2 separate regions of the Homo sapiens genome follow, and region 1 is linked to region 2. The links are chromatin contacts, found by Hi-C or POLR2A ChIA-PET in ENCODE. All regions are on one chromosome and are shown on one strand. Each heading gives the region's core, a stretch centred on a gene start or an enhancer-like site at or near the end of the contact. The rest is flanking DNA. Distances are from core to core; before and after follow the strand shown. Region 1 overlaps PSMD12 (proteasome 26S subunit, non-ATPase 12). Region 2 has its middle 35 kb from the start of HELZ.

Region 1 (4,458 bases), core at 1,222-3,721, 59 kb after region 2:
TTCTGATGGGCCTTGAGATGAAGAACCACTTGTCAGGTGCCCAATAAAGCACGGCCTAAGCCACCAACCCCAAATCGGGAGTTTAGGAGGGGCAAAGTCCGTCAGCTGGCTTTCGAAACATGTGCAAGGTGTTTTGTCACCGCTTAAAAGGCAGGTTCAGATTCATCCAAAGGATTTGAAAACTTGGTCCACACAAAAACCTGCACACAGATGTTTAGTTTTATTTGTAATTGCCAAAATGTATAAGCAAGGTGTCCCTCAGGAGCTGAATGGATAAACTGTGGTACAACCAGACAATGGAATATTACTCAGCACTAAAGAGAAATAAGCTATCAAGCCATGAAAAGATGTGGAGGAAATGGAAATGCGTATTACTAAGTGAAAGAAGCCGATCTAAAAAAAAAGGCTACCTACTGTGATTCCAACTATATGACATTCTGAAAAAGGGAAAAACTATGGAAACCGTAGACTCACAATTGTCAGGGGATTTGCAGGAAGATATGAACTGGCAGAGAACTGTGGGGCGGTGAAGTATTATGGTAGTATAATGGTGGATACATGCCATTATACATTTGTCCAAACACACAGAATGTACAAGAATGAACCGTAAACTACGGACTTTGGGTGATAATGGTGTCAAAACAGGTTCATTAGCTGTAAAAAATGTGCCACTCTGTGGGGGATGTTGACAATGAGGGAGGTGTGAGAGCAAGGAGGATATGGGAAATTTCTGTACCTTCCACTTACTTTTGCTGTGAATCTAAAATTGCTCTAAAAATATAATAAAGTCTTAAAAGACAAAACAAAAAAGTAGGTTTAGAGAGAGATGATTTGGGGTAAAAATGAAAATTATGGCTTTTTGTTTCAGACAATGAGAACTGAAAAGAGAAGTGATCTTTTAAAGTATGAGTTTATTCTCCAGGTTTTCTTAAATACCCACAAATTAGTGTTTTTATTGCTGCTATATCCAAGAGCTGAAAACAATTTAAAATATGTACTTTTATCACATTTAACACTTACAAGAGAGAAAATGGAACTGTTTGAATTTTAAAGATGTTTTTCAGATTCAGTAACATATGGAAATTGAGGATAATCATAGAAACAGCTATTGAACTCTAAAATAAAAAAATTATATGGAAATAAAAGGTATTTCATTTGAAAAATGGCTCATCACCTCTCCTGCTGGTTAATACACTAATGACAATGAAATGGAATCAAGTGTTATCTTCTCCACATTTAAAACAAAGTGCTTCTTCTCCTGATTGCCAGCTTTAGGTCTGAAATGTAAAACAGGATTAATTGAGGTTCCGAACAACTCAAATATTTCACTATTGTACTTTATGCTAATGAATTATTTTGTAATACTAAGAAAATAAATTGGTAAATACCTCATATATTTGCTGGATTAATGTTTGACAGGAAAAAACACGAAATGGATGAACAGCTGATCGAGTCGAGTGCAATTTGGTCACTGGGACACAGTTACAAATAGCACTGAATCATAATACACAAAGAGCCTAGTGTGTGTTAAAGAAAGACGAAAGAGGAGTTGGGTGCAGTGGCTCATGCCTGTAATCCCAGCACTTTGGGCAGCCAAGGCGGGTGGATCACCTGAGGTCAGGAGTTTGAGACCAGCCCGGCCAACATGATGAAACCATCTCTACTAAAAACACAAAAATTAGCTAGGTGTGGTGGCAGGCGCCTATAATCCCAGCTACTTGGGAGGTTGAGGCAGGAGAACTGCTTGAATATGGGAGGCAAAGGTTGCAGTGAGCCGAGATCGTGACACTGCAATCCAGCCTGGGCAACAAGAGTGAAACTCCGTCTCAAAAAATATGAAAAAAATAAAGAGGAGGAACACTTGCAATCTCTATAGCAACCTATTTGGCCAAATAGTCCAGGTTTGACAAGCCCACAGGTAATGAGTCTCTAGAAAGATGAAGTTATTGAGAAGCTAGTTTCAAATTAGCTCCAATTTTATTTACATGTTAACAATACACAATTTTATCTTCTATCCTTTTCATTCAAAGGAAAATTAAAACCATACTCTGTTAGTGTGAACTTCTGTTTCTGAACTTTCCAGTTTTGTTTTTTTTTTTTTGAGACGGAGTCTCACTCTGTCACCCAGGCTGGAGTGCAATGGTGTGATCTTGGCTCACTGCAACCTCCGCCTCCTGGCTTCAAGGAATTCTCCCACCTCAGCCTCCCAAGTAACTGGGACTACAGGCACACGCCACCACGCCCGGCAAATTTTTGTATTTTTTTTAGTAGAGACAGGGTTTTGCCATGTTGGCCAGGCTAGTCTCGAAATCCTGACCTTAGATGATCCACCCGCCTTGGCCTCCCAAAGTGCTGGGATCCACTGCACCCGGCCTTTTTTGGTTAGTTTTAAAAAGATAAGTGATAGCAGATGTTGATGTTATTAGTGTGACCAATGCATTGAATTTCCAAAGAATAAAATCAGATTACTTCAGTACTGTATGTCATTATTCACAATGACTCACAGGATAAATATGACAGATATCCCACAACTGTCTTCAGTCCTGGGATCATAAAATAGGACAATTGATAATCTTCCATTAAGTGGAAAATTAATTAGGAGAAATGCCATTTCTAGAATGCTGTTTTTCTTTTTCTCTTCATTTGAATTTTTTTAAAGTAGACCTCACACTTTCTTTATTTAAGTATCATTTTAAATAACCTTCTAACATTGTTTTTTCTATTTTCTCTGAAATAAATCAAATTAAACTTGCAAAATTCGTTCACACCAATTCATCTCAGGTGTTTCTTTGACAGCAAGCTACTTTTAATTCCGTGAAAATATTTTAATACTACACCACTTACTATGAGGGTGGCCTGACGTCTTTTTGCCATTTTTTTAAAGCATTAAAAAAAATTAGGTTATCCAGTGTTCATATAATGGAACTAAAAGTTCCTACAGAGATAATGAATTTGGAACAATAATGATGTAATCAGACTTACAAGTTAAAGCCACAAATAAGCCTTATAAAAACAACTTTATGTTAAATTTAAACCCATATAAAGAAAGGGGAGAGGAAGAAGAGCAAAAAAAAAAAAAAAAAAAAAGTAGTCACTATCCCTATAGAGCGGACTTAACACCCAATAAACTGTGTCAATTATGTCAGCTGATTCTGTTGAACAACTGATCAAGTGAGAGGATGAGGGCTGAAAGCAATCAAGCTACTGTGATTGGAACCAGCCGGACTCAAAAAAAAAAAAAAAAAAGTCTACAGTTTACCAGCATACACACTCAGTCTAGACTTTCCGCCACAATATCAAAGTACAAATTCTTCACAAATCACAACTCTATCCCAAATGTTCTTGTATGCTCTATGTTGCTTTTCTATTCTACTAAATGACTGATAGCTTTACAATGAGATTTGTTTTATTTAAAAAACACTTGCCAAATCACTACCCCACAAAATGTTGAGAATCAGAGGTAACTGTAGAAAGGAAATATGTATATACTGCTTTTATTATTGGAATATGTTTGTTAGTTGAATGAAAACAAACAGTAGCTAAAAAGGTTTCAAATGATAGAAAAACATATCTGGGTAAGTTATGACACAACTTTTTGTGTATTCAGACGACAGAAATCTGTATTTTTGCACCAATTGCAAATGCAAAGTTAACAATGAACTTGGGGAACTGAAAGGTCAAAGGGAGTCTCAAACATATTCACTATTTTAAAATTTAAGACAAAGAAGCTTAGAAAAAAAACCCCAACATATACACCATTATAACAGTCTTTTTTTAATGACTTCCAATTTTAACTTTTTTCTAAAGCACTAAGACCCTTATTGTAGATTATGTATCATCTCCTCTTTGGCTATGAGATGCGTAGTTTTGTTAACCAGAGACATTAATGAGTTCAGTTTCTGAGACCAGTCATTTAATAAATTATTTGGATCCTTGGGTCTCTGGAAGTTGATAATTCCTGCTAATCTGTCTACTTTAGCAAAGATGGTCTTGTTAACTACTAGATTTGAGAGAAAGGCTTCGGACTCCTGCAAGAGAGAAAGATAAATTGGATTAAGACAGGATAAATTACAGACAATAAACAAAACTTCAGAAAAGCATTTTCTGAACTCTTCATCCAAGAATATGCAGGGGAATTCATTCTTAAGAGTTAGTAACACTCAGCTGGGTGTGGTGGCTCACACCTGTAATCCCAGCACTTTGGGAGGCTGAATTGGGTGAATCACTTGAGGTCAGGAGTTCAAGACCAGCCTGAGCAACATGGTGAAACCCCATCTCTACTAAAAATACCAAAATTAGCCAGGCATGGTGGCACACGCCTGTAGTCCCAGCTACTCAGGAGGCTGAGGCAGGAGAATCGCCTGAACCCTGGGAGGTAGAGGTTGAAGTGAGCTGAGATCGCACCAATGCACTCCCACCTGGGCGACAAGGTGAGACTCTGCCTCAAAAAAAAAAAAA
Region 2 (4,695 bases), core at 1,806-4,305:
ACAGATCATCCCATCGTCTGGGTATTAAGCCCAGCATCCATTAACTGTTCTTCCTGATGCTCTCCCTCCCCCCTCAACCTCCCCGCTCCCATGAATTTCATTTCAGGAGAACAGAGAGAGTATTACAAAATGTTTGGTTAAAAGGAGGGTAATGGGCACGATCCAGTTGAAAATGACTGAGCAGACAAGGATATGGCCCTAATCACCATCCCCTTCACATTTGGTGTGGCTTTGCATGAGATCTTAAACTCTTTAGGAAAGAGCTGCTTTTTTTTTTTTTTTTTTTTTGAGACGGAGTCTCGCTCTGTCGCCCAGGCTGGAGTGCAGTGGCGCCATCTCGGCTCACTGCAAGCTCCGCCTCTCGGGTTCACGCCATTCTCCCACCTCAGCCTCCCGAGTAGCTGGGACTACAGGCACCCGCCACCATGCCCAGCTAATTTTTTCTATTTTTAGTAGAGACCGGGTTTCACTGTGTTAGCCAGGATGGTCTCAATCTCCTGACCTCATGATCCGCCCGCCTCGGCCTCCCAAAGTGCTGGGATTACAGGCGTGAGCCACCGCGCCCGGCCGAAAGAGCTGCTTTTACACACTAGTTAGCATTCAGTGTGTATTTGGTTTAGAGAAAGGCCAGCAAAAAAATCATCCAGGAACCAGGCACGGTGGCTCACGCCTGTAATCCCAGCACTTTGGAAGGTCGAGGTGGGAGGATTGCTTGAGCCCAGGAATTCGAGACCAGCCTGGGCAACATGGTGAAACTCTTTCTCTACAAAATAAATACAAAAGCTAGCCGGGCATGGTGGTGCACTCCTGTAGTCCCAGCTGCTTAGGAGGCTGAGGTGGGAGGATGGTTTATGCCTGGGAGGTTGCATTGAGCCTGAGATCGTGCCAATGTACTCCAGCCTGGGTGACAGAGGGAGACCTGGTCTCAAAAAAAAAAAAAAAAAAAAAAAAAAGCAAAAACAGCAAAGGGATTATCCAGAGCAGGCAGAGGATAGCTCCTTTGTCCCAGATCCCTTGCGGGTATAAGCAACCTCCACTTCCTGGATCATAAGTAGCAAGGAACACCCAGCCACAAAAACCTGCCCAGTTACTCAGTGTGTCAGAGGCGTTTAAACCAGAGCGACTCCATCTTGAATAGGGGCTGGGTAAAAAGAGGCTGAGACCTACAGGGCTGCATTCCCAGGAGGTTAGGCATTCTAAGTCACAGGATGAGATGGGAGGTCTGCACAAGATACGGATCACAAAGACCTTGCTGATAGAACAGGTTGCGGTAAAGAAGCTGGCCAAATCCCACCATAACCAAGATGGCGACGAGAGCGACCTCTGGTCGTCCTCGCTGCTCATGATACGCTAATTATAATTCATTGGCATGCTAAAAGACACTCCCAGCGGCAGCATGACAATTTACAAATGCCATGGGAATGTCAGGAGGCTACCCTACATGGTCTAAAAGAGGGAAGAACCCTTGATTCCGAGACTTGCCCACCCCTTTCCCAGAAAACTCATGAATAATCCACCCCTTGTTTACCATATAATCAAGAAATAACTATAAGTATCCTTAGTCCAGCAGCCCAAGCTGCTGCTCTGCCTATGGAGTAGCCGTTCTTTATTCTTTTACTTTCTTAATAAACTTGCTTTCACTTTATGGATTCGCCTCTAATTTTTTCTTGTGCAAGATCCAAGAACCCTCTCTTGAGGTCTCGATTGGGACCCCTTTCCGGTGTTAAAGCAAACTAAATATGGCCTGAGAAGGACTCCGTATTTCTATATTTGAATCCTTGTGGGTGAACCAAAACCTAGCTTAATAGGTAGACAATATTGAAAACCTAACCTAGAAGTATGCACCTGTAACAATAGCTAGGTCTTGGCCAATGCCTGTGGCCATACTTCAGCCATTCATACACTGCTGAGTGTTCAAAGTCTGTTCAAATAAGGGAAACAACGAGGTGTAACCAATCCAGCTGTTCTTTACCTTACTTCCAAATTCTGTACGTCATTTCCCATTTTTTGTCTATAAACCTTCTTCCACCACGTGGCTACGCTGGAATCTCTGAATCTGCTGTGATTCTGGGGGCTACCCAATTTGCAAATTGTCATTGCTTAATTAAACGCCATTAAATTTAATTCGGCTGAAGTTTTTCTTTTATCACCGGTAACAACTGCGCAGAGAACAGCTGCAGACACTAAATGGAACTGAAGAGCACAAGCCCTGCCTGGGAAGGTCCGGAGGGTGGGAGGATGCTGAGTGGGGAGGAGGGGGTGCAGGGGCGCGGGGGTGTCTCTGAATGCAAATAGACATTGCCAGGCTAGGTGCAGTGGTTCATGCCTGTAATCGCAACACTTTGGGAGGCCAAGGCGGGCGGATCATTTGAGGTCAGGAGTTCAAGACCAGCCTGGCCAATATGGTGAAACCCTGTCTCTACTAAAAAATACAAAAATTAGCCGGGCATGGTGGTGGGCGCCTGCAATCCCAGCTACTCAGGAAGCTAAGGCAGGAGAATCGCTTAAACCCGGGAGGGAGAGGTTGCAGTGAGCTGAGATCGTGCCATTGCACTCCAGCCTGGGTGACAGAGCAAGACTCCGTCTCAAAAAAAAAAAAAAAAATATATATATATATATAGCAAATAGACATTGCCCTCCCCCTTTTCCCTGGAAAGTATCTCAGAAGATTCATCTTTTCTGTTTGGCATTCATTATGGTTTTCCAAGGCCCACAGGAGGTCCTCCCTTCTTCAGTCCTATGATGATGAGGACTTCTCAACAGTCCTATCCATTCCACTCCATAAAAGTTCTTGCCTATGTAAATTTTCCTCTGGGGATCGTCAGGCCTCCCCTCTTCTTGCCAATTCAGGACTGCCAACCCACCCTTTCAAATCCTGGCTTTGGACTTGATGTTTCAAAGCTTTCCTTCCTTCTTTGTTTGCCCTTTCCCGAGACTCAATACCAGTTCGCCTTTGCACCATGACCCAGAGCACAGGCCTAACCCACCCTCACTGGAGAATCAATTTCGGTATTTTCCATTGCCTCATAACTGCTGACCGATCATGTCCTCTTTCAAGCCCAGACCTGACTCCCAAGCTCCTGGCCTGGGCTAGAATCCAAGGCCCTATTTGCCAAGGAGAAGAGGTTGGACAGTTTTTCCAGCTGCTGCCTTGCTGAAACCAGAGCCTCATACCCGGTACCCTGACCTCATCAGTCCCATAGTTTGCATTACTCGTCTCTCAGAGGTGAGGAAGGGCTTTCACCACCAATATAACATTTTTTTTTCACTTTTGGAAAAGAAATTAAGAGCATCCAGTGTCCAGTGTCTACCTCCAAGAGGAATAGCCCTGTTGGAAAACCTAAATTAGCCATTTGGGCAGCTCTCCTATGTATTCTGCAAAGTCCTATTCTTTAGGGCATTTCTTGGGTTTGTACTGACCCACTGAATTTAAATGCTAGTGATAGAATCCAAGATTATATTCGAGATATCACTCCTTCCTTACACCTCAAACACAAACCAACAAAAACCCAGACATTTGCTAGGTGTAAAAGTCCATTAGAATTCTGAATACAATTTGATTTTTTTTCTTTTGATTATTTAGAAAGTATCTAGAGTATTGTGTCATGCAGTGGATTTTCTGGCAAATAAGAAGTCCATTCTGACTTGCCTTTAAGCCGCCTTCTACTTTGGATTCCTTTCCTCCTCTTTCTTCCCCATTGGTCACCTTTCCCTACAAAAATGATCAAGCTCCAATTCCCATCCTTCTCCCTGTCTGTGTCTTGCAAATTTCACAAGCCTCTGGTGTCAAAAGCATGTTGATGGCCCAGTCACTGCTGCTCCTGCAAAGCAGTCAACTAGGTTCCTGGAGCTCCAGCCTTCCTGGCTTCCCCAGGGAGATGAGAGTAAGCTCTGGTTTCAACAATGTGGGGGATGTCTTAGGGTAGGGAGAGGCTCAACTTCGAGTTGCAGCTGGTTTGTCCTAGGGTATTTAAAATCAAACATATGTGGCTGGGCAAGGTGGCTCACGCCTGTAATCCCAGTACTTTTTAGGAGGCCGAAGCAGGTGGATTACCTGAGGTTGGGAGTTTGAGACGTGCCTGACCAACATGGAGAAACTCCGTCTCTACTAAAAATACAAAATTAGCGGGGCGTGGTGGCACATGCCTGTAATCCCAGCTACTCGGGAAGCTGAGGCAAGAGAATCCCTTGAACCCGGGAGGCAGAGGTTGCGGTGAGCTAAGATCGCACCATTGCACTCTAGCCTGGGCAACAAGAGTGAAACTCCATCTCAAAAAAAAAAATCAAACATATGTTGCCTTGATTAATTTTCTCCCAAAACCCTCTCCTGTCTGGACTGCATAGGAGATTCATATTCCTTCTATTAACACAGCGTTCATCCTGTTTCTTATAAACGAATCTGTTTTGCCCCGTGCTTAGCACGTGAGCCTGCCCATGTTCCTTGCTCACAGTTGCATGACAAAGCATCCTACCTCAACTGACAACCATTGCTGGCAGGCCCAAATTGCCGGGAGGTTTCTTGGCGCCTCAGGGGATGGGAGCAGGATGAAAATTCAGCTCACCCAGCCTCATTACAATTAGGATTATTACTCGTGTCTCCATGCCCAGCCTGTCAGGCTGGGAGTGCCCGAGGAAGTGAGATTTGCTAATTCTTTAAATATTGAGTCAGCAAGGTATGACCTAAATAGTAACTCT

What was found. Hi-C counts contacts between places; a loop is a spot of excess contacts on that map. ChIA-PET counts read pairs that join two places held with the same protein, here RNA polymerase II (POLR2A). Pooled maps may share reads with other maps.
Region 1: a map of PC-9 shows a loop between it and region 2 (2.9-fold over the local background). The contact joins two enhancer-like sites. A Hi-C loop is called at or near these places in 4 of 168 maps with a recorded cell type or tissue (HepG2, PC-3, PC-9 and 1 more) and 1 of 50 pooled maps. POLR2A ChIA-PET finds 5 or more read pairs at or near these places in 10 of 52 experiments (AG04450, CD4-positive, alpha-beta T cell, Caco-2 and 7 more).

Annotation. Positions count from the first base shown.
Region 1 is chr17:67,337,025-67,341,482 of GRCh38, forward strand. PSMD12 (proteasome 26S subunit, non-ATPase 12) reads right to left here. Exons shown (of 11, transcript NM_002816.5): 11 at 892-4,028. The coding sequence ends at 3,819. Among named protein-coding and RNA genes, the nearest start is that of PSMD12, 27 kb to the right of the region's middle. Within about 2 kb of position 2,472, at least 2 of the 41 ENCODE cell types and tissues checked have a DNase peak (open chromatin) inside an H3K27ac peak, as active enhancers do; they include PC-9, where a contact is called at or near this core.
Region 2 is chr17:67,277,421-67,282,115 of GRCh38, forward strand. No RefSeq gene overlaps it. Among named protein-coding and RNA genes, the nearest start is that of HELZ, 35 kb to the left of the region's middle. Within about 2 kb of position 3,056, at least 7 of the 41 ENCODE cell types and tissues checked have a DNase peak (open chromatin) inside an H3K27ac peak, as active enhancers do; they include PC-9, where a contact is called at or near this core.